Regions from separate parts of the Homo sapiens genome. Here region 2 is linked to region 1. The links are chromatin loops, found by intact Hi-C in ENCODE. Cell type or tissue: Caco-2. All regions are shown on one strand. Links, peaks and the distances in the headings refer to the core of each region. The heading gives the core; the rest is flanking DNA.

Evidence for each region. Hi-C counts contacts between places; a loop is a spot of excess contacts. Peaks named below come from ENCODE experiments on the same cell type or tissue, not always from the same donor. Only the 100,000 strongest peaks of a DNase experiment are listed, where the experiment ranks them.
Region 2: it touches region 1 in a loop (9-fold over the local background); 1 of 110 quality-filtered maps calls a loop at or near these places.

The regions. Positions count from the first base shown.
Region 1 is chr13:81,239,641-81,252,700 of GRCh38, forward strand. No RefSeq gene overlaps it. Among named protein-coding and RNA genes, the nearest start is that of LINC00564, 19 kb to the left of the region's middle. RefSeq lists a silencer at 12,821-13,021. In Caco-2, for the core only: no CTCF peak of the experiment used is centred there; no DNase peak of the experiment used is centred there.
Region 2 is chr13:81,178,408-81,191,467 of GRCh38, forward strand. No RefSeq gene overlaps it. Among named protein-coding and RNA genes, the nearest start is that of LINC00564, 42 kb to the right of the region's middle. In Caco-2, for the core only: no CTCF peak of the experiment used is centred there; a DNase peak (open chromatin) is centred at 6,224.

The sequences.
Region 1 (13,060 bases), core at 2,783-7,782:
TCCAGCTTCATCCGTGTCCCTAGAAAGGACATGAACTCATCATTTTTCATGGCTGCATAGTAATCCATGGTGTATATGTGCCACATTTTCTTAATCCAGTCTGTCATTGATGGACATCTGGGTTGGTTCCAAGTCTTTGCTATTGTGAATAGTGCCTCAATAAACATATGCGTGCATGTGTCTTTATAGCAGCATGATTTATAATCCTTTGGGTATATACCCAGTAATGTGATGGCTGGGTCAAATGGTATTTCTAGTTCTAGATCCCTGAGGAATCACCACACTGACTTCCACAATGGTTGAACTAGTTTACAGTCCCACCAACAGTGTAAAAATGTTCCTATTTCTCCACATCCTCTCCAGCAGCTGTTGTTTCCTGACTTTTTAATGATCGCCATTCTAACTGGTGTGAGATGGTATCTCATTGTGGTTTTGATTTGCATTTCCCAGATGGCCAGTGATGATGAGCATTTTTTCATGTGTCTTTTAGTTGCATATATGTCTTTTTTTGAGAACTGTCTGTTCATATCCTTTGCCCACTTTTTGATGGGGTTGTTTGTTTTTTTCTTGTAAATTTGTTTGAGTTCATTGTAGATTCTGGATATTAGCCCTTTGTCAGATGAGTAGATTGCAAAAATTTTCTCCCGTTCTGTCAGCTTATGTAGAAAGCTGAAACTGGATCCCTTCCTTACACCTTATACAAAAATTAATTCAAGATGGATTAAAGACTTAAATGTTAGACCTAAAACCATAAAAACCCTAGAAGAAAACCTAGGCAATACCATTCAGGACATAGGCATGGGCAAGGACTTCATGTCTAAAACACCAAAAGCAATGGCAACAGAAGCCAAAATTGACAAATGGGATCTAATTAAACTAAAGAGCTTCTGCACAGTATACTGTGTTTATAAAACAACAAAAATTTACACTTAAACTTCAGTGACATATACATGAAATATTATTTAACTGCAAAATCCAAACTGGTCAGAATAGGTCAAAATGAAAAAAAAAATCTATATAACCTGAAGGAATTATACAGAATATTCATTTTGATAAAGTAACAGTTTTTTTTATAATATACCAAAGCCATTAAATAATTAGGTGTGAACCAAATGTGTGCATGATGCATACAGACAATTATAAAATGTTGACGACAGAAATCAAAGAAGTCTTAAATTAATGGAGAGATATACGACATTTATAGACTGGAAGACTCAAAATTGTTAAGATGTAAATCCTCCCCCAGATTGATCTACAGATTAAACAGTCATAATTTAAATCTCAGAATGGATTCTGGTAGAAATTTATAATTTAAGCTTAAAATTTACATGAAAAACAAAGGATCTAGACCAATAGTTTTTAATAAATGAACAAGGTGGATACCTCATACTATTATTAAATAGTAAGTGATTTCAAGGATTACTATATAGAGCCACAATAATAAGTATACAATGGTTTTATCCTAAAGATTGACAAATCTGTCAATAAAGCAGAGTCAAAATACTTCCACATATATATGGGCAATTGATTTTTGACAGGAAGGTCAAATGGAGAATGGATGAACTCTAGAAAAACATGGTATATGAACAATTGGATATCCATATGCAATTTCTGAGAGAGAAAGAGACAGAGAGAGAGAGAGAATGACCCTTGCTTGACCCATTATGGCCACTGTGTGTGTGTGTGTGTCTGTGTGTGTGTGTGTATAATACATATACAGTAACACAGTGTGCAATGTAGGACTAAATTTAAACAATAAAACTTCTAAGAAAAAAACATAGTAGAAAATGTTTGTTACTTCAGGTAAGGCAAAGATTTTAGGTACAAATCCCAAAGCAGGACTGATATAAGAAAAATTTATAAATTGCCCCTCATCAAAATTAAAAAGCAAACCCTTGGAATGGAGGAGTTAAGAAGGATAAATCACATAATGACAGTAGTAAATGCAAACATGAAATTGTTTTGTCTATCTCTAAATAAATAAAACTTTTCATTTATTTTATGACCTTTTTAAAATTCTACTGGTATAGTGCACAATCAATGATATCAGATTATATTTCAGTACATTTGGGAACTGGTTATGTTAAGTACAAAGGCTTAGATCATATATTCCACTATCAAAATCAGGGATAAGCAGTAGTTTTCCTAATGATCCAGATAGTAATTATTTTAGGCTTTGATGGCCATAAATTTCTGCTACAATTCAACTGTTGTTGGAGCTCAGAGCAACCATACAAAACAGGTAAACAAATAGACTTATCCAGTGGATCCCTATTAAACTTTATCTATGAAAACAAGTGGCTAGTCTAGCCTCATATTTTGTCAAATACCAATACAAAATCAATCATAGCCATGGAAAATCTTTTTTAGGTTACTGCTAAGTAACATAAAATCATAAAAATGGCTTGCCACTTTGAATATTGAAGGTTTTTGTAGATACTCTCTGTTTGTTCATGGGTTTCTGTTTGCCAGATTGATTGTTTGCTTTTGTTCTTCACGTATTGCAGTGAAAAGATGCTAAACCACAACTTCAGTTTTACACTCTCATTCTTCTACTTATTAAATTTGGTTAGAATCACTGAAATTTTCTGAATTTCACTTTCTCCTGCAAGTGGAAAATGTAATAATCATGAGGATTAAAGGAAATTCAAAGATCACTTTGAATCTAAAATTTATTACACATATATAGCATTGCTTTTGCTGCCTCATTCCCTACTCATTCTTCATGGTTGCTTCACTTCCAAGTTTGACTAAACTCTACTAAAGATCCTGACCAATAGCATTACCATGCATCCACCTTTCCTTTGAAGGAAGGACATTCTGCATTGATACAACTGTTACCCAAATGTTAGCATTTGGATAGCATTCTAAATTGCATTCTAAGTAGCATTCTAAGTTGATTTCTCTTTTCTAAGTGTTTTCCTTTGGTTGAAGCAATTGTTTCCTCCCATGCTACCAAAGTTGTCTTGCACAAACTCATTATTCAACTGCTGTTAAAATGTGGTGATTTATTACTGCCTGTGCATAGAAACTCCTTTTTGTGGTAGATAGGAGAACACTTCGCTTTTCAGCCAAGTGCTCAGTGTAACCCCTACCGTTTCGTGCTCCTGGGCACTCCACATGGAGAGGTCTCATCTGGTATATAGTCGTATACCTTGCCTCTACCTCCCTTCTTCTCTTGACACTCTGGAGAAGCAGCCAGGCACAGCTCCTGTAAGTCCAATTCGTTGTGTGTCTCTGTCTACGCTCTATAGGTGTCACACCAAAGACCAACCTTCTGGCCTCAATAATGATTTTTGAAGCTGCTATGGCCATGTGCATGTTGGTAACAGATGTATATATAAATTATCCTCATTACTATTGTACCCCCCACACAAGTAAAGATTATTTTTTCTTAAAAAGAAAGTGTATCTTGGCTGTGCACTGTGGCTCAGGCCTGTAATCCCAGCACTTTGGTGGTCCATTAGGTGAAGAGATAGAGACTATTCTGGCCAACATGGTGAAACCCCATCTCTACCAAAAATACAAAAAATTAGCTGAGTGTGGTGGCATGCGCATGTAGTCCCAGCTACTCAGGAGGCTAAGGCAGGAGAATCGCTTGAACCCAGGAGGTGGAGGTTGCAGTGAGCTGAGATAGCGCCACTGCACTCCAGCCTGGCGACAGAGCAAGATTCTGTCTCAGAAAAAAAAAAAAAAAAGAAAGAAAAGAAGAAAGAAAGAAAGAAAGTGTATTTTAAGGTTTTAAAGATAAAAAAACTTAAGCTCTTTCTCATCGTACATAGAATCTTGGCACACATTAACTTAAAAATCTTATCTCCTACCACTTTCCCCTTCCCTATTTCATGTTTGTGTGTCCTATATTCTGGTTACTCCAATATACCCCTTATTCTTTAAATAAGCCATGATTATTTATGTTCACTCTGTGCTTTTCCCTATGCCCTTCAGATTTCTTCCTATTTTGATGCTACTTCTTGTGTAAGACTTATTTGTACGTATCCTTGGAGTGAACATTCATATTTTCTCTTCTGTGTAACACTTTGTACTTATCTATAAATGAGGACTTTCTAATATACTCTCAATTTTATAATCTGACGTCCACCACAAATCTATTATCTTCTTAGCTCAGCCCGATGTAGTCTTCTTTTTATCGATATTTTCTAGTTCAAAGCCTGGAATAGAGTAGAAATTCAGGAATATCTGGTAAAAATGAATTAAAATTATGAAAAAGACAAGATTTTGTCTCATAGAAAAACACTACTGTAGCATTTTCAGCTTTAGTGTCTTTCTCTACATTTTCTCGATTTATAAGAAATGATTGCTAATAACTTTATAATAACTTTTGGTAACTATATATATTCTATTCTTGATATCACTGGAGCTGTGAGTTTAAACATATTCAAATAGTTCAAGTTATCCATTGCTCACATATTCTTTATTCTCCTTAGAAATTGTGCCTTCTTATTCCTTATATATCTTCCTTGGGTTTTCTTATATGAGTTGACAGTTCAGATAATGACAGAAGGAAAAAGAAAACTGAAAGTTACTGCCTGTTTAGTGCCATCTGCTATTATATTTCCTTTTGCTAGTTGCTCAAGGAGCAGCTTTTTAAAATTTAATTTTGGCAATACTTTTCTATACGTTTTCAGCATCCTTCCCCCTTCCTTTTTTATATGCTGCATATCTCTGATTTGGCTTCTCAAATATATTGCTTCATTTTCTACTCTGAAAAAGGTTTAAGATTTCTCTAATGCCAGTCACTTGTCAACTTTGAAAGGAATCTAGACCTAGATTGGAAAATGTTTAAGAATTAGTCTAGACATACAGGTCAGGGTAATTGAGATGCCTCTGCTTTCTGCATCCTTTCTGTCATCTTGGTTTCCAAAGATTTAAAACACAAAGGCCATTAGAGTAAGTATTACTGGGAACATAATTTTCCTTGAATCCTTTTGTCTTTCCTATCCAGTAACTTAGCTATATTATCAAAAATGCCTCAAATTTCACAGCCGTAAATGAGCACAGTATCCCTGAGAGCACTGAATATCAGCCAAATAATGCCATTTTGCTACTATGGGTTCTACCTCCATTTTTGGATGAGTTAATTTACTAAAAGTAGAAAACTAAAAGCTATATATGCTAAAATATTTATTGCAAAGTATATTTTTATATTTTCTGATCTTTTCTAAGACATAAGTTACACACACCAGACACACACACACGCAAAATTTGTTTCATTGTACTACTTTACATTTTCCCCCATTATTTGCTTGGCTAAATTTGATCTTCTCTAACAGATCTCCACCTGCCCTGCGCCCCTTTCCTCCATTAAAATGATAAGTTCTAGAAGCCCAAGAGGACTCTTTGTAGAGGAAATTGACATGAGGATAAAAGGGAGTAAAACCAATTCATAGAGAAATTTCAAAACCAATTCAGGAATTTCAAACTTCTTCAGAAAAGAAATGAAAAATTAGTAAGTATTTGTTCAGAGGAAAAGATTTAAGCAAACTTTTGAAGTTGTTGTGAATGTGTAGGAAGAACTGGAAGACAGACTAAAATTAAGGGATGTCAATCAGACAGATGAGGGGTAGCTATATGAGATGAAATAGTATACACATTCTATCTACTGCTATAATAATTTTAACTAGACTGATGATAGGTAAAAGAAAAAGATAAAGGGTCTAAATATGTTTAAATTAATTTGGAAATTAATTAAATGTGAGAGGAAAGGGGCAAGAAGAGATAAAAGATGCCTCCTAGAAAGAAAAAGGGAGCTATATTTTTAGGGTCATTATGTGCCTTATACTGAAATAAAAGAGATTTTCCTAACCCATTTCAAGATCTCCTTTTATTAAAAAAAAACTTACTGTAATTCTTGATCTACACAGAAATACTTGTAAGAAAGATAATTAGAATAATATAGGTTTGAACAATGTACAGATAGTGACATAAGATGTCATTTGAAATGGTTAAAATTTTAGGTAAATTTAAAGAAAGTTGATTTAAACTTAGCGCTGCTTCTCTTAAAATAAATTATAATGATCATACAATTATGGGTTACAAAAGTAATACCACTCAAATGTGCATTTTACAATACAGATGATTTAGAAATATTTTAGCTGTCAAGCCTAAAAATACAATGGCATTTTAACAATTTGTATAGTAATAATGTATACACATTGACACAATGCACAGGTCATGAGTAAAGGTTGCTTACTTGTCACACAATCAATATATCTAGATAATCAGCACCCGGGTCAAGAAATAAAATGTTATCAGCATACCAAAATCACTCTTCAGTACTTCTGTCAATAACTAACTTCACTCATTTCTCTAAAGGTAATAAAATCCTGTCTTCTATTGCATAGACTTGTTTTGCTTGTTTCTTTGAAATTCATACAATTGGAACCATTTGTTCTTTATTTATTTTCAATTACATTAAGTTTGTGAATGATCCATGACATTGTATGTAGCTATAAAAATGATTAAAGCTAAAATAATAGAAAAAATAATGAGTTTTAAAACTTACAAACATCAATGAGACAATTTATGGCTATATTTATATGTGTGCATTGGACAAGGGTACATGTGTTTTTATCTTAAGATACACCTTAGTCTGGGCCGGAAATGGTGGCTCAAACCTGCAAATTCCAGCACTTTGGGAGGCTGAGGCAGGAAGATTGCTTGAGGCCAGGAGTCTCAGACCAGTCTGGGCAACATGGTGATACTGTTTCTTAAAAAAATTTTAAGTATTAGCTGGGCATGGTGGTGCATGCCCCTAGTCCCAGCTCCTCTGGAGGCTGAGATGGGAGGATCTCTTGAGCCCAGGAGTTTGAGATGGCAGTGATCTTTGATCGCGGCCCTGCATGCCAGCCTGGGTGGCAGGGCGAGAAAGTGAGACCCTATCTCTTATAGAAAGGGGGAAAAAAAGGAGAGAGAGAGATACACATTAGTCTGAAGTGGATTTTGTTGGGTCTACTTATCTAAGCTGGAAATACATTATGCATAATTTGCTTTCCTGCAGCGTTCTGGATTAGAGTCAGCCACAAGAGACGTGCATGCATTACGATTTGGAAGGCAAAAGTACACCAGCACTTATTTTCTTGTCACATTCAGAAAATTGGTGCGAGGCACCAGGCACACTGTGGCTGTTCAAGCATATTGTTGCTGATATTCTGACTCCTTGTGGAAGTAGAGCGGCATCCAGCTTTACAGAGCATCAGCCAGATCTTTTTTTTCACTTTCTCTGAATCATGGGCAGGCAGGTGCGGCTGCTGGAGCAGGGGAATGGGCCTGCAGTTTATTTAGCTCCTGTCAGATTCCTAGCTCCAACTGCTCTAATTGCAGGGCTAGGTGTATGTTTAGCTCTATGGCAGGAGGTGCCAGCTTCTCCTGCATATCTCAAACTTCAGCAAAAGCTGGCAGCTTGGAGGTAGTGAGACACAGAGGTGAGATCCAGTTCATCAAGGCGAGTTCCAGTTTGTCTTCGCAGTCTTCTAATTCATGTCTGTCTTGCCTTCCCCACTGCTTGGCCTGCTGATTTTAGGCCTGGCCTCAGATGCAGACACCACAGCCATACACACACACTGTATAACCACTTTCCAAAATTACCTGAGGTCAAATCCTTGTAATAAATCTGTTATTCTGCAACACTCTTAGTTAGTGGTCCTGCTTCTTTAATTACTTACTATTCTGGGGCAATTAGTTAATTATCTCAAAACAAAAAAATTTTTAGACATAGTAACACCGTTAAAATCAACTAAGTATATTAAAATATTTCAGATTGCTTATTTCTGAATGGTAAAATTCTTTATAAGTTTAAAGTGCAAGGAAACATTTATACAGATAAACCAATTAAAAGTCAAATGTAAAAATGAAAACTTGTGAACATTTAAATATCATAAATATAAATGCCAGCAACAGATTACAAAAATATTAGGATCTTACTGACAGACCTTAATGTCCTTAGTATGCAAGTTGGATTTGTAAATCAATACAAAATATGAATATCATTTGCTGTACTTATTAGGAAAAGCAAAAATAAGTTAACATTTAATAAATATAATTTCATATGTTAAACTCATTCATTCTAACAAAATTGCAAATTAAAATTTTTTGCCAATCAATTACAAAAAGATTAGGTTAGGAGACAAATGGTTTCTTTGATTGTAGACAAAGTAGTATTAAAGTATATATAGCCATGTGTTGATTAACGGCAGGAACGTGTTCTGAGAAATGTGTCATTAGGTGATTTCATCATTATGCAACATCATGGAGTGTACTTACAGAAACCTAGAGGGTATAACCTACTGCACACCTGGGCTATATGGTATAGCCTATTGCTCTAGGCTATAAACCTATTGTGCTGAAGACTGTGGGCAGTTGTAGTGCAATGGTAAGTATTTGTATACTCAAAACATACCTAAACATAGAAAAGGTACAGTAAAAATACAGTATAGGAGATAAAACATGGTATAGCTGTAGAGAGTACTTATTACAAATGGAGCTTGCAAAAACTGGAAGTTGCTCTAGGTGAGTCGGTGAGTGAGTGGTGGGTGAATGTGAAGGCTTAGAACATTATACTGCTGTAGACTTAATAAACACTGCATACTTACACTTCCCTAAATTTATTTTAAAAAATTCATGTTTTCAGTAATGAATTCACCTTAGCTTACTGTAACCTTTTTACCTTGTAATTTTTAATTTTTTAAATCTTTTTGACTCTTTTGTAATAGTTTAAAACATACATTGTACAGCTCTACCAAAATATTTACTTTCTTTGTACCTTTATTCTGTAAGATTTTTTCTATTTTTAATTTTTTCCCCTCTTAAATTTTCTTAGTAAAAACTGAAACACAAACACACATGTTTGCCTAGGCCTACACCGAGCCAGGATCATCAATATCATTGTCTTCCATCTCCACATCTTGTCCCACTGAAAAGTCTTCAAGGGTAATAACACCCATGGAGCTGTCATCTCCTGAGATAACAACGTCTTCTTCTGGAATTCCTCCTGAAGGACCTACCTGAGACTTTTTTACAGTTAACTTTTTATTTAAATAAGTAGAAGATGAACATTCTAAAATAATGATAAAATATATAGTATAGTAAATACATACATCAATAACAGTCATTTATTATTATTATTATTATTTTTGAGACAGAGTCTCCCTCTGTCTCCCAGGCCAGAGTGCAGTGGCGCGATCTCGGATCACTGCAAGCTCCGCCTCCCGGGTTCATGCCATTCTCCTGCCTCAGCCTCCCGAGTAGATGGGACTACAGGCGCCCACCACGACGCCCGGCTAATTTTTTTGTATTTTTAGTAGAAACGGGGTTTCACCGTGTTAGCCAGGATGGTCTCGATCTCCTGACCTCGTGATCCACCCGCCTCGGCCTCCCAAAGTGCTGGGATTACAGGCGTGAGCCACTGCACCCAGCCTATTATTATTATTTACTATACATAATTGTAAATGTGTGATACTTTTATACAACTGACAGCTCATAGTTTTGTTTTCACCAGCGTCATCGCAAACACGTGAGTAATGCATCGTGCTGTGACATGACTATAGCAATGAAGTCACTAGGCGACAGGAATATTTCATCTCCATTATAATCTTATGGGACCCCTGTTAGATAAAGGGTCATTCATTGATCAACACGTCCTTATGCTGCCCATGACTGTAGCTGAACTTAACACCAGTTATAGTAAAGAACATGAGCAATAAGCGGCCTCAATAAATTAACGCATTCTATTATGTGCAAGCCATAAGTGGGCTCAAAAATTAGCACATATATAACACATCAATGTTACCACTATCAAGAGTGAGAGTTGGAGTATAAGAAGCATCTCAGAATGTCCCTCTATTCCTTCTAATCACTGCATTCTCACTCCGCCCAAGATACCACTCTCCTAACTTCTAACATCATAGGTAAGTTTTCTCCTTTGGATAACTTGACATAAATGTAGAAAACCTATTACTGACATAAAAGAAGAATGAAAGAAGATTCTTTACTGGGGAAAGTTGTGCGGGTTCAACAAATCACTGCTAAATTATGGAAGGAAGTTCAATAATTTTTACATTTGTTTAGGCCGAAACTGTCTCCTTCATGATTTGTGGGAAACAATCCTGGCAATTATTGTAGTACATTTAACAACGATTAAGTAGATTTAAATTTCCATTTTCTTACAAGTACTTTTGGTTGTTTCCAAGGGTATTGGAGGCCAACATCCACATGAAATGTGTCCATCTGTTTAAGCATACGTGCCAGGCAGCTAAACTTACAGAACGACCAGTCAGGCCCCCTCAGGATATGTATGTATTTATTTTTCTTTTAAATAAGCAAATCAGACTTCTAGAATATCTTGGTGGTTAATTTTATGTGCCAACTTGACTGTGCTAAGGGATGTCCAGGTAGCCTGTAAAACATTATTTCTGGGTTTGTTTGTGAGGGAATTTCTGGAGGAAATTAGCATTTGAGTTATTAGACTGTATCTGAAAGACCTGCCCTCACCAAGGTGGGTGGACATCATCCAAGATTAAATAGCACAAATGGCAGAGGTAGGGCTCATTCTTTCTTTTGCTTCTTGAGCTGGAAGATCCATCTTCTCCTGCCCTTGGACATAAGAGCTCCTGGTTCTTGGGCCTTTGGACTCAGGGTTTATACTAGCGGCCTCCCATCCCCACCCCCAACCCCTGCTGGTTCTAGAATCTTCAGCCTTGAACTGGGTGTTACATCATTGGCTCCTCTGATTCTCATGCATTTTAACTCAGACTGAATTACCCCACCAGCTTTCTTGATTTTCCAGCTTGCAGGTGGCAGATAATGAGACTTCTCAGCCTCCATAATCATGTGAGCCAATTTTCGTAATAAATCTTTTCATATATGCATATATTTATAAATATATATTGTATCCCTTAAATAGATGACCTATAGACTATAGATCTCAATTTATGGTTTTATTTCTCTGGAAAACTCTGACTAATACACATATAAAGCCTGGCTCTGGTGTGATTTATTTTTTCTTCAATTTTAACATGAAATTGATTAGGAAGAATGTTACATCAAATAAAACAGTTTCATTATACAATGAAAAAGAAACACTGTACTTTTAAATATCAATTGTAAGACATGCAATTTTAAAATAGTTAAAATAGAAACAAAGGTTAATATTCTTTTCAGCTAGATGAACTAAAAGGAACCTGGTTCACTCTCTTATTTAAAAAAACAAAAAAGGGACAAAATATAAGCAACAGTTTTTGAAACACAGGGTATGAGGCAATGAAAGACAATGATTTTTGAGAGAAGGGAAACCAATGAGGGGGTCCTTCAATCTGCCAACGCCTACTACTGTGTTGGGGTGTTTTCTGGCCATGGCTCAATGATGGTAAATTTAGGTAGTCCACATCACAGAAGAGGAGAGATGGAGCTCAGAGTCTGAGGAAGCCAAGGCAGCTAGAATTCACAAAACAAAATATTGAAGAGGAGAAAACTGTGCAGATAAAAAACTTTGGAGATATAAGAGGGTTTCTCTTAATTATTTAGCTGAGTAGAGAACAGTGCATGCATTTGAAGAAACTGAGACCAGGGAAAGAACCACCTGAAGGATTAAAGTCAACATGGTTCATGCTCACATAGGGCCAGTAGAGCCTGGTCTTATCATCCAAACAGGAAATCCTCAAGATTCATGGGGCACTGGGTAGTGTATCAGAAGAACTTGACTTCAGCAGTGAGAATAATTGGCCCTAGACTGAGCGCTACCACCTAACAAATCTTAAAAGAAATAACCAACAAGGTCAAATTGTTTCACATAACTATCTCATAAAAAAGCTGAAGAAAATGTACAGGAATACAGAAGTACTGAGGATCTAAAAAGGTAGATTCACAATGTCTGGCATCCTATACAAAATTATCAGGCATGCAGAGAAGCAGGAAATTATCACCCATAAGAAGAAAAACCATTCATTGTAAACTAACTCAGGACTGACATAGATGTTAGAATAAGACAGGATATTAAAGGTTATTGTAATTATACTCCACAGGTTTAAAAAGTCAAGCACTGACACAAGATATTTTTTTAAAAAACTCAAATCATACTTACAGGGAGCAAAATTATAGTATGTGAGATAAATTGTCCTTATTTGCAGACAACATGATTATCTCCGTATAAAATTCAACAGAGTTTACAGGAAAAAAAAAGCTGCTAGAAATGAGTTTAGCAAGGATGAGAGATAAAAAAAATCAATACATAAAAATCAGTGGTATTTCTATGCACTATTAATGCTACTTGGGAAAAAAGTAGCATTTACAAAAGTATAAAACATGAAACACTTCAGGATAAATACAATAAATAATATTAAAAACCTGAATATTGAAAAATACAGAACAATTTAAGGTACATAAAGAAACATTAATGAATGGAGAGGTAAACCATATTAAAGATTAATGAAAAAACTCATTATTGTTAAGATATCAATTGTCCCCAAATATATCTGTAGATTTAATACAATCCCAATCAAAAGCTCAGTAGACATTTTTTTTTTGGTGTGGAAATTGACAAACTGAATCTAAAATTCATGTGAAAATTAAAAGGAATTAAAATACCTAAATAACTTGTAAAGGCAGAATAAAGTTTAAGGAGTAACACTACCTGATTTCAAGACCTAATAGAAAGTTAAAACAATCAAGAAAATATTAAGTTATTGGCATAAAGATAGAAAAATATTGTCTGGAAAGAAAAGAACTACGATAAAAAGAATAAGGATGTGTTATTATAGAATTTTGCAAGGGGAATATCTTCTCTAAAGAAACTAAAATACTAAAAATGAATAGTAGGTTCTGTCTGGACAGCAGTAGACAAAACAGTGATGATCTTGGCCTTATGGAGCTGATAATGTAGTAGAGATAGCACTGCATAGCTCAGGGAGGTGACTATGATTATACATGAAAAACAAAAAAGAGGAAACAAACCCTTCGCACACAATGGTGTATCTTTAATTAAATAAAAACTTGAATAAATAAAAAACGTTTATCAGCTGTCTTTGAGGATGGAAATTTTTGGAAAAGA
Region 2 (13,060 bases), core at 3,788-8,787, 60 kb before region 1:
GTTGGGTAGGGCATAGCAAAATGTGGTAAGAGCACAACATGATGCACTTGGCTATAGGTAGAATCAGTAAACTACATAAAGACATAGACATGTACTAAGTATGCAAACAAAAAGTAGATTAATCTTAGAATTTTAGAGCAGAGTAAAAAGAGTTGAATAAAAAACAAAAAATGTACACTTCCGCTTTCCTTCTAACTCACGTCCCAGATTAAGCTATTTTAACAATGAGACCCAAACGTTTGTTTGATATGCCCAAGGTTACCATAGTTATTATATTCTTTATTGGTCTATTTTTATACAATCTGCATGCTAACTAAGCATGGTTTTTAACTTTGTAAATGGTTGTTAAAGGAATGAAAGAAGCAGGAGGAGTAGAAAGGGGAGGATAGGAAGAAGGAAAAGAGGAAGTAGAGAAGAAAGGGAGAAAGACCATAAGTCTAAGATATTTACCATCTGAAACTCTAAGGAAAAATCTTGGCCGGTCTTTGCTATTAACAGTCATTCAGGGACCCATCTCCTTTGTCTTACTGCTCTGGGCTTCTCAATCTGCAGCAAGCATCAATATCACCCACCTATAAGGCTGTAAACCAGATTGCGGACCCCATCTCTGAATTTCTGACTCAGTAGGTCTGGTACACAGCCAGAGAATTCACAGTGCTGAAACTAACAGTTTCTGAGGTGAGACGGATGCTGTGTACCTGGGAAGAACACTCTGAGGACCAGTGCCTTGGAGCACTGCTGTTAACTTGCCTACTTGAAACCACATTACCCCCACATCTGGGTAGCACAGAGTAGGAAGTAAGAGAAACAACACATTTAGTATTCTGAGGCTCAGACCTGGAAGTGTTTCACATCACCCTGCTTTCATTCCACATGGACACACCAAGCTGCAGAAAATTCTGAAAAATGTAATTTATAATTCTATTACTATTGAATAAGGTGATGATGAATTTTGGTAGAAAATTAGCAATCTCTGCTACTGTAGTATTTACATAAATTAAAAGTGCATGAAAATGAAGTAAAAAATGCCCATTATAAAAGAACATATGGAAACAAAAACCTGCATATTAAATCATGAAATTGATTGCCTCTGTGGGAAGGGAAATGGGTGCTTTTGTGTGTGTGTGTGTGTGTGTGTGTGTGTGTGTGTGTGCATGTAATTTTCACAGACCAATCAATAATGTAAACTGAGTAAAATAATTCAATTATCTGTACTTGAGGTTAAAATAAAAAATCAGGGCTAGGCACTGTGGCTCACTCCTGTAATCCCAGCACTTTGAGAGGCCGAGCGGGGTAGATCATTCGAGACCAGCCTGGCCAACATGACAAAACCCCGTCTTTACTAAAAATACAAAAATTAGCCAGGAGTGGTGGTACATGCCTGTAGTCCCAGTTACTCAGGAGGCTGAGGCATGAACTGGGGAGGCACAGGTTGCAGTGAGCTGAGATCATGCCGCTGCACTCCAACATGGGTGAAAGAGCCAGATTTTGTCTCAGAAATAAATAAAATAAAATAAAATATCAGTCATCCTACAAATAAGCATGTATTTACTTCAGAAAAATACATATAAATTTGTCTTGGAAATTTAATTTATTTTTATACATTGATTATAACTTAATTACCTAAGTTTTTGAGTAATTATAGTACTTAATTTATTTAAAATTTGAAGAACCTGCCATGCGCAACATGAGAAACAAAGGCTGAATCAGTGCTTATTCAGACTTATTAAAAATGAAAACTAAAATGATTTGCTACTACAGCTCTTTGTCACAGAAAAAACAAAAGCCCATTTTGGTTCAAAGCCTATGATACTGCAAAGCTTCAGAAGATTTGGCAATTTCTCATCACTAAGAAATATAATAATAATAACGTAGCTGACATTTACCAAAAGCTTATAGTACAATGAGCATGCTGTACTAAGAGTTTTGCATGTACCTGCTTATTTAATCATTGAAATGACTGAATGAGATAGGTACTACTACAATCACCACTTTATGTACCAGGAAACTGAAGTACACACAATAAAATAAGCAAGATCGCTAGTTAGTATCTAAGAGCCAGGTTTGAAACTTCTGTTGTCCTTCTCTCTGAGCCTGCATTTTTCAGCCACTACCTTAAACTTTCTCTTTGTAGAAAGAGAACATTGTTAAACACTGTAATAATGAGGGAGCAGCACACACACCCAGTGTGTGCCACAAACACACAGAACATCATTAGTACATGAAATAAAATGTTTTGCTGTGATGTTTTCAGAGAAAGATAGGATAAAGTCACAGTCACAGAATTAGTAAGAATAGCTTCTATATTCTTCCTAGTCCTAAAATAAGCTCTGCTCTTCTGTGATGTACTAAGATAGAGAGAACTGTTGTTTAAATAGTGGAAATAATGTTATCTCTGTTGGTCAGAGGTGGCCGAATGACTTCTTTGAAGGTAAAACCTTGAAAATGAAGTTAAGTTGCTCAGAGATGAATTGACAGGTACTGATATCTGTTTGTATTTTCCACATTTTGAAGAGGAAAAGAGTGTTGCTGCTTTCTTATCTCCAAGGGGAGGAGAGGTTGATGGTGATTATTCCAATCCAGGGTTGGTGAACGACTGCCCTCTGGCCAAATCGGCCTGGCTGCCTATATATGCAAATGAAGCTGTATTGGACTCCAAGCACACTCAGAATTTAGATAGCAGGTATAGTTGATTTCCTGTAACTATGGTGTAGGGATTTTTCCTCAACCCCCAAAAGTTCATAGTTGGAACAGACCCTTATTACAGAAGACAGATTAACAAGAGAAAAACAAACAAGTGGCTGGGCATGGCGGCTCACACCTGTAATCCCAGCATTTTGGGAGGCCAAGGTGGGTGGATCACGAGGTCAGGAGATCGAGACCATCCTGGCTAACATGGTGAAACCCCGTCTCTACTAAAATACAAAAAATTAGCTGGGCGTGGTGGCAGGCACCTGTAGTCCCAGCTACTCGGGAGGCTGAGGCAGGAGAATGGTGTGAACCTGGGAGGCGGAACTTGCAGTGAGCCAAGATCATGCCACTGCACTCCAGCCTGGGTGACAGAGCGAGACTCCGTCTCGAAAACAAACAAACAAGTACATTAACACATATATTTCATATACACATGGGAGACACTCAGAGAATGAGTAGTTCTAAAAAGGTGGCTTTGAATTCCAACTTATATAGCATCTTCAACAATGAATAGTAAATTTTTAGAGAAGTAATAAGACAAAGGAAGAGGACTTCGAGTTTCCACAGGTGGTCACTTTGGGGAAGGGTAAATAAATGGCAGAGAAAGACTGCTTAGCAAAGCCTGTTAAGGTATATTCCTCTGGTACCATCTCCAGGTCCATAAGGGTCTACAGGTGTCATCACTGGTTAATTTTTGCTCTCCTTGGTTGAAGGGGGAAGGATACCTTTTCTTTGTAACTCTGTGTTCTGCTTTTAGGCAAATAGGGGAAGGACAGAAGCTTTCCTGAATCTGCTTCTTCTTAATTTCTTCAGCTCCACAATCCTTCATATTTGGGGGCAGCATATTCTAGCCTCCCACAATGGCAGGGTTGAAAGGCCTTCGGGACCAGATATATTTACTACATCAATGATTAGGAAAAAATTGCTAAACTGTATTTTAATTCAACAAAAGCAACTTGCCAAGATGAGGTTTGGGGAGCTCAAGTTTAAATCAGTCAGTGCTGACTAATGACACTCTTCTAGCCAATTGGATTAGGTTGAGAATGGGAATGTGACCTAATTCAGACAATGAGGCAAGAGGGACGTTTTCAAAGTGTGTATGGAAAATATTTCTCTAGCAGCATGTGGCAAAATGAATAGTGTCACTCCCAAATTATTGCTTGTCTGGAACTCAGAATATAATCTTAATTGGAAGTAGAATTTACGCAGATGTAATTAGTTAAATATGTTCGTAATAATATCCTGCCGGGTTTAGGGTGGGCCTTAAATTCAATGACTTGTGTCTTTATAAGAATAGGAGACAGCACAGAAACATACAGAGCAACGGTGTCAAAGCAAAAATTGCAGTGGTCAAAGTTAAGCAGGTGAGAAAAACTTTATTTGATTATATTACAATAGGGTAGAGAGGCTAAAACTCAGGCTGAGATCAAATCCACTGACAAAAATGGCAGATATTTTAAGAGCTGGGGTGAGGGGATTCTAGGCCATATGTTTTTGTTAATTAGCTTTACCCAAAGGAAAATAAACTTTCTTATCCTATCTTTTTGAAAATAAACTTTCTCATCCTATCTTCTTGAAAATAAACTTCCTCATCCTACCAATCTTCTTGACAGGAGGTAGTTTTACTACTTGGAGCAAGGTGCTCACTTTAGTTAGGCTCCTACTCTCCCAGATAGACCAATTTTCCTTGATAATTACATTTCAAAATATGGCTCTCAAGTATTTGAGAAAGATAACTCAGGATTTTAAAACTGTCTAGTGACTTTGAAAAAGATTTATATGTCAAAGAGGCAGAGAACAAATTTGCAATTGCATGTTTTCTAAAGTAAATGCTCTAAGAAAAGGGAGGAAGAGCAATCTCCCTGGTTAGGTCACCTGGATTCTGTAGGGGCCAGAGTAGGAGGGAGGTGAGGTCTTGGAGGCAGAAAGAAGACTGTCTAAGGTTTATTCAAGCTGAGGGAAACCCTGAGGCTGGCTTGAGCAAAGCCCATGTGTTGGCAGAGATAGGATTTACGCTGCCACAAACTAAGGATGCCAGGACCTACAAGAGGCATAGGAAGAATACTTCCTTAAAGCTTTCAGGGGGAGCATGGCTCTGCCAGAAACTTAATTTAGGCTTCTGGATGCTTGATCTGTGAGAGAATGCATTTCTGAAATTTTAAACCACCCAGTTTGTTGTGATAGGTGATGGCAGTCATAGAATATGAATATACTATGGGCCATAAGTCTTCTTTCTCCCCAAGTTTGGATGTAGCCCTGGAAGTAATTGGTAAAAATCTTACTTTGGGATTAATTACACCCACTGTGGAAACCTGAGAATTGAGAGAAATTGTCCTAGTAATATCGATGAAATGCAAAATCAAGTCAATATACATTGGGCCTCTATTTATCCATCTTGTTTTTTGAAGCAATAAATGCCATTTAGGTTGATGTAGTTTTGAGATGGAACCCTGTTACTTGCAAACAAAAACATCTTAATTGGTGTATGCACTGCACAACTCGGGAGAGCAGCCCCACATAGATTACAGTGTGAATGGCACTTTCTGGAATTATTCAAAGCTGCAATTCTACCTACTTCCTTATGGTCATTTTGCATCCTTCAACATTATACCAAGCAAAACAGTTTGAATGCTCTGTGAGTCTCGGGGTTACCACTACTACCTTTTGGGAGATATACTGTGAGAATTAAATAGCAGCATATATGAATTATTTTGTAAATTATTTCATGTTTTAGAAACTTTAATTTGTAAAATGTATATAATAATATGTACTTTGCATAGTTATAAGGATTACATGTGAAAGGAAAAATAAAATCACACATTATGTCACATATTAAAAAGTAATAGATTTACTAAGAATCTAAAATTTGCTGGTGCTGTTACTATGACAATGACCACAGCAGTTTCTCCTCCTCCTCTTACTGAAGTTATAAAATCATTGCAGGCTCTACAAACAAAAGAGGCTATAGTTGTATGAAAGAACACATCTGTAGCACAGCACTTTATTCACTTCAATACTGTAATCATCAAATCCGAGTACAAAACACATTTATACATTTTTTGATGAAAAATTTGCTTAGAAAAAAGCTAATATGTAATAAGTGGGCAAATGTGACCTTGAGAAAGCAAATAATGAACTCATATCAATCTAATCATATTTAAGAGGAGCAAATGGAAAATCTTACTTTTACAAAATAATGTACAATTTTGGAGGAATTACAATACTTGATTTATGAGGCCTATTAGACACTATACAAATGAAGACAATAAAGAAGAGACTGGCCTAAAAATTGACAAATAGATCAAACAAAGTAAATATACAGCTCAGAAATTGACCCACCTGTGTAACATAAAAATAAAATTCTAACCGATCACCCAAACTGACTAAATGGACCCCTTCTTGGCCAAGGAGATTGCAAAACAACTTGTAAACCAAAATTAAAATTCTAAGCTCCCCCAACCATCTGAATGGATGCCTCTCAGGCAAGAGCATTCCAAAGTTAACCTGAAAATCTAGTTCAGGCCATGATGGGAAGTTGGGGATGGACATGCCTCATTACCGTTAACATCAACACAGACCTTGATAAGACTGATAGAACAGCCTCTTTAAGTCTGATAAGAAACGTTTACAATCTATTCTCTCTGAAGCCTGCTACCTGGAGGCTTCATCTGCATGATGAAACATTGGTCTCCACAACCTCTTATCATAACCCAGGCATTCCTTTCTATTGATTCCAGGCCTTTAGATAATAACCAATTGCCAATCAGAAAATCTTTGAATCTGACTATGACCTGGAAACCTCCCACCCCACCCATCAGTTCCTGTTGTCTTGCTCTTCTGGACAAATTCAATGTACATCTTACATGTATTCATTGATGTCTTATATTTCCCTAAAACAAATAAAACCAAACTGCAGCCTGACCACATTGGGCACAAGTCCCATGTCATCAGGATGAGGCTGTGTCACAGGCATGTTCTTAACCTTGGCAAAATAAACTTCTAGATTGATTCAGTCTTACCTCATATCCCTTTGGTTTACAAAGCTTAAAAACAGAATTCTCAGTCATGATGGGAAGGGAAGTTGGACACGCCTAATTATACCACTCCCTTTTGAAGTTTAAGCACAACAGCTGACCAGCAATAATGTTAAACTAGAGATTATAATACTGACAAAATAGACTCTTTGGGGCGATAAGATACCAAATTATAAAGAAGACCTAAGGTCATGCCAGGCAAAAGTTAAGTCTCACCTGCAGGCCATCTATCTTGCTAAATAGCATCTTCATCTTAACTAAACCATTCGTTTCTGTTGATTCCAAGTTTCAGGCACAGCTTTATTCCTTTAACCAATTGCAATAAACGAATCTCTGAATCCACCTGTAGCCTATAAGCCCTCATTTCGAGGTATTCTTCCTTTTGGGGCCAAACTAGTTACACCTTCCATGAGTTGATTTTTGTCTTTGTCCGTAACTCCTGCCTGCCGAAAAGATGTTAAACCAAACCATGATCTGACCACTTCAGGGCCACTTACTCAAAGCTTCTTGAGTTTGTGTTTTCTCTAGGTCCTGGTCATGCATATTGACTCAGAATAAAGCTCTTTAAAAATTTTACAGAGTTTGGTTTTTCTGCTAACATATATATGCATTCATATGACACTTTTAAAATGAGACAAAGTAATCCAATGGGGATAGGATGCTTTTTCAACCAACGGTGTTGGAATGTCTCAAACCCACACGAAAAAAAATACTGTATTTGACTTTATACACCAAATTTAATTCAAAATGAAGCATAGATCCAAATGCAAATGCTAAAATTATAAAACTTCAGAGAAAAGCACAGAAGGTATCTGGTCATGGCAATAGGTGAAGGTTTCTTACGTTAGTCATGGAAAGCAGCACTCAAAAAGGACAAAATAGTTAAATTAGGCTTCATTAATATTAAAATATCTGTTTATTGCCAGGTACGGTGGCTCACGCCTGTAATCCCAACACTTTGGGAGGCTGAGGCAGGTGGATCACCCTGAGGTTAAGAGTTCAAGACCAGCCTGGCCAACATGGTGAAACCCCATCTCTTCTAAAAACTACAAAAATTAGCAGGCACCTGTAATCCCAGCTACTCAGGAGTTTGAGGCAGGGAGAATCGCTTGAACCCGGGAGGCAGAGGTTGCAGTGAGCTAAGATCACACCACTGCACTCCAGCCTGGACGACAGAGTAAGACTCCATCTCAAAAAGAAAAATTGTTTATTAAAAGACCCAATTAGGAAAAAGATTTGGCAAGACACAAACTGGAAGAAAATTTTTAGAAAACACATATGGCTTAAAAACATATATTTAAGAAATAACTGATAGCCGTAATGTGTAAAAAAATCATTTTCACTAAGTGATAAAAAGATAAACTACCAAATGTTAAAAAAAAATGAGTTGAATAGAAACTTCACAAAACAAATAAGATACATAGATACAAAAGGCCAAGAAGCACATGAAAAAATTTTAATATCTTCAGGCGTCAGGAAAATACAAATTATAGTCACAAAATAATACTAGCTCACATCCACCAGAAGAAAATAAAAAAACTCATGGCACTTTTTTTTTTGCTATTCAGTGGACTCTTTTTGTGAAACAATGCAGGAATGTAAAATATATAGCCCCTTTGGAAAAAAGTTCTGCCAACATTCTTTAAAACTAATTATTGTTGTTCCTGGTACAATGCAAAGAATTGGTAGAAATGTAAAATGTACAGCCCCTGTGGGAAAAAAGCTCTGCCCAATTTCCTTTAAAGCTAATTGTATATTTACTCTACATTCCAGAAATTTTATTCCTTGGCATTTAGCCAATGAAAATGAAAACATATTTTTACAAAAAGAATTTGTACCAAAATTCAAAGCAAATGTATTTTTAAAAAGACAAAAAAAACCCCACAAATTTTAACTATGAATTGTAGAAGAATGGATAAGTAAGATGAATTAATTTATGATTTGAGATATGTTAAATAGACATGCAATAAAGCATCTATAACAAAAATATCTTGATGGTAGTTACATGGGTTTTCATTTTTAAATCCTTTGTTTATTTATTTATTTATTTATTTTTGAGATGGAGCCTCACTCTGTCACCCAGGCTGGAGTGCAATGGCTTGATCTCGGCGCGACCTCCACCTCCCAGGTTTAAGTGATTCTTCTGCCTCAGCCTCCCAAGTAGCTGGGATTACAGGTGCCCACCACCATGCCTGGCTAATTTTTGCATTTTTAATAGAGATGGGGTTTCACCATGTTGGTCAGGCTGGTCTCGAACTCCTGACCTCAGGTGATCCACCTGCCTTGGCTCCCAAAGCACTGGGATTACAGGGGTGAGCCACCGCACCAGGCCTCATTTTTAAATTCTTTAATCATTGCTGTATAAGTTTTTATTATAAACTAATAGTGAGAAAACTGCCAGGTGCAGTGGCTCACGCCTGTAATCCTAGCACTTTGGGAGGCCGAGGTGGGTGGATCACCTGAGGTCAGGAGTTCGAGACCAGCCTGGCCAATGTGGTGAAACTCCATCTCTACCAAAAATTAGCAGGGCATGGTCGTGGGTGCCTACAATCCCAGCTACTCAGGAGGGTGAGGCAGGAGAATTGCTTGAACCTGGGAGGCAGAGGTTGCAGTGAGCAGAGATCATGCCACTGCATTCCAGCCTGGGCAACAGAGCAAAACTCTGTCCCCCCCTCCCAAAAAAATAATAAATAAAAATAAAATATTTGGGAGAAAGCTGTTCAAAAGACGAATAGCCCACTTCTGATAGCCACATATAACATGCAAAATTGGAACACTCCAAAGGGTGATCTTATGAGTTGGATGGATGAGGGGTAAGGAAGGGTCACTGATAAACAGGACCAAGGGCTTCATAAAAGGTCCTTAGTGAAATCATAAAGCAGCTTACAGCGGTGGGTGGGTGGCATAAATAGAAGAGGTCAATAAAATAGAGCACCTAGGAGTTTAGTGTGCTCATTTGGGGGAAGCAACATATTAAATCATCTTCAGCTGCAGTGTAGAGGAACAAGAAAGATAGTTAAGTATTAATTTCACAAATACTGGATAAAAGTATTCACATATATAGTGTAAAATATATACGTTGCTCTTTCCTTCACTCAGATGTTAAGAAGGTTCTTTGGGTGTCCTGCTTGGCACCTGGGTGTTTGCCTTTCACATTTGTGTGTTGAGTGCCTCTGTGAAATGCAAGAAGTTTAAAGAGGCTACATTGATTTTCGTTAGTAAGATTCTCTTTTTTTTCTCCCCAAATCCACCAATTGCTTCTAATTTCACTTACATAAAGTCTAAAGCCTTAAAATACCTAGAAAGATCTGGTCTCTGTGAGTGATCTTGCTCACCTCATGTCTTGCTGCTTTTCTTCTCACCTACTGCATTACAACAAATAGTCTCCTTGCCACTCCTGGAGAAATGGAAGGCCTTCTGCTGCCTTGGAAACTTTTCATTTACTGCTGCCTTCACCTGAAATTATTCTCCTCAGATACATCAGTCACTAAATTGTTTATTTCCTACAGGTCATTAATGTAATACTACCTTATGCGTCAAGCCTTCTCCAGCCACACTATCTAAAAACTGCAATCTTCACTTCTCTGTTACTACTCCATTCCCATATTTAATTTTCTAACACCTAGAGCAATATAATTTACTCTATATTTTGCTAACCAAAATTCCTATTTGCCTTTCTCTTGCATTACATTTTAAACTACATTAGGATATATAATTTTCCTTGTTAGTGTTCACTGGTAATCTTGAGCACTGAGCAAAGTGCAGTTCATATAACTGATGCTTGATAAACAATTATTTTTTGAAATAGTGATACATGAGTGGAATGTTTATAATTACTAATATTTTAGCACATATTATATACGACTTTTTTATTCTAAGTGTATTGCAAGGTAACTCATGGAATTCTCACAACGACTCTATAAGGTAGATATTATCGTCCCTATTTTATAAATAAGGAAACTTACGTAGTAATAATTTCAATAACTTTCTCAGGGTTAAAATAGCTAGTATGTAATGAAAGCTAATTTGTAATACAGAGTAGAAATAAAGGGGAGTCATCTTAAGATTGAACTTTTTAGGCATAAGAGAAAAAAGATAAATTCTAGGGACCCGTGCTGTGATCTGAGAGACTTTGAGAGGTAGGTATAAGATATTGAGATGTTTTTAGGTTTGTTTTCTTTGATATATGATATGGAAATAATGTTGCTGCCTCTATAAATATTGCAGCAAAATTTACATAAATTTAAAGCTATTTGACTCATATTTATGACTGTTGAAAATAAGATTTAGCTTACAATTTATTTGGGTTATATGTAAATATAATCTTTATTAAATGTAAGGGGTCAGGCTGTAGTAGGTGGGCCATTGCTCAAAACATTTCAATAAGGGTGCAGAGCAGGATGTATAACTTAAGAGCTTCATTAATTCATTTGAAGCTTGGATCTGTAAAATAAAATCTATGGTCAAACTTTATAATTTTATGAAAGAAAGATATATATGTCCATATTAGTATATTATAATTTATATTGTAATTTGTATTTTAAAAATTATATTAGGTCTTGTCTCACGTTATTTAACATACTTTATGCATATGGCATTTTATATTAAGCACAAGTATAAATTTATATTACTTCATAGTGTCACTGTAAAGTTAAAATCCTAGAATTGCCTTTCCAAATCTATTTTGTGCCATGAAAATACAGAATGAACTATTGACCATTCTTCTGCTGCAGAATATTCAGAAGATTTCATTTTTAACATGAAAAACATATGCATCAGTTGACATTTCTAATTAATTTTATCTTCAAATGTCAATAAACTAAATTAACAAAGAGTAGTATCATGACAAGTAAAGTCATAATCATTTAGCAATATTTTTAATTCTACATTTAGGATGGAAATATTAAAGATTTTTGAACAGATTCTTTTATATTTTCTTGTAATTTCTCTTCCCTTGAACACATCAAGACTAAAGCTTTAAAACTTTCATTTACTTTGATTTCTAAGATTCAAACTTCATTTCTACAGAGATAGAAATTGCAAGTTTGGCTGGTAGCTAGTAACCAGGTGTTAGCTATTCACTTTTTTGTTTCTGCCAAAAAGCTAGAAGCAATAAAATGAAATGTCTGTTTGCAGGGGAGAACTTATAAATTCAATCACAGGGTAACACTATCAAATTGAAAATCTATTTTTAAAAACTCAAATATCTATGGTAATATTTTGGTAATGTAACTTCCTGTTGTACACACATCAGAAATTTTCAGACTTCCTATTCTGTGTTTGATGTTACATTAAAAGACATGGCTCAAATAAGGATATTTTTTAAAATTAAATATAAAAACTCAATTTAAAAAATTGGTTTATTTGGAAGAAATTTGTGTAGTATATGAAAAGGTAATTGTTCTGTTAAACACTTAAAACATTTTGTGTTTAATATTTCAAATAGTCTTGTTTCATAATTCTCAAATATCAGTTACTCTTAGGGTATCACTATCAGAGGTCACAAGATGATCTGTAGACACAGTGGGATGTCTTGTAACAAATCAATTGCTAAAAACAGATAATTTAAATCACAGCATGTTGAATTATGATCTCTGTCCTTACAGGTTTTGAGTTACAAGTGCAAACAACAATTGATATCTTTTAATAACTCTTCATACAATAATGCCCTATTTTTAAATAACTGTACCTATGTGAGGCTAAATAGCAGGATGAGTTATACATAGTAATTATTTCAATACATATCTCATATTTGAATTTGGCTAATTTTTGGCTAGTTACCCATTGGATATATATGCAACCTAATTTATTGTTATCAATAATTATTCACAATCATTATATCAATTATTAGACAAAAAATTAAGGTACTTTAATTTATAGGACTTGCCATTTGAACTCTACTTCCAAGTCATCATCAACTGCCCATGGTACTTGGTAATTAGAATGTAGTTGCTTTCTTTCCCATCAAACCAATCCCATCAAAACTATATCTGACTATGTTAAATGGATTTCTTCATGAAGAAATAAAAATCAGAGTGATTTCCCTTTGACTCTATTTTGGGTCTGTTTACAACACCATCAATGATATCAGTCAATAAACAATGACTAAATCACAAAAATACCTGTTAAACAACTAAAGACTAAAACCAACTAAGGACTGAAGTAGATTTCCCTATAGTTGAAAATGACAGAAGCTAAGAAATTGCATAATCTTTCCAGAAAATGAAATACTAGAATGAACTCTAGAGTAAGTGTGAGCCTGGATCCATTATTAATATAGCCATCAAAGGGCTTCATTGGGCTCTGGTATTTTAGCTATTTCCTTTCTCTAGCTC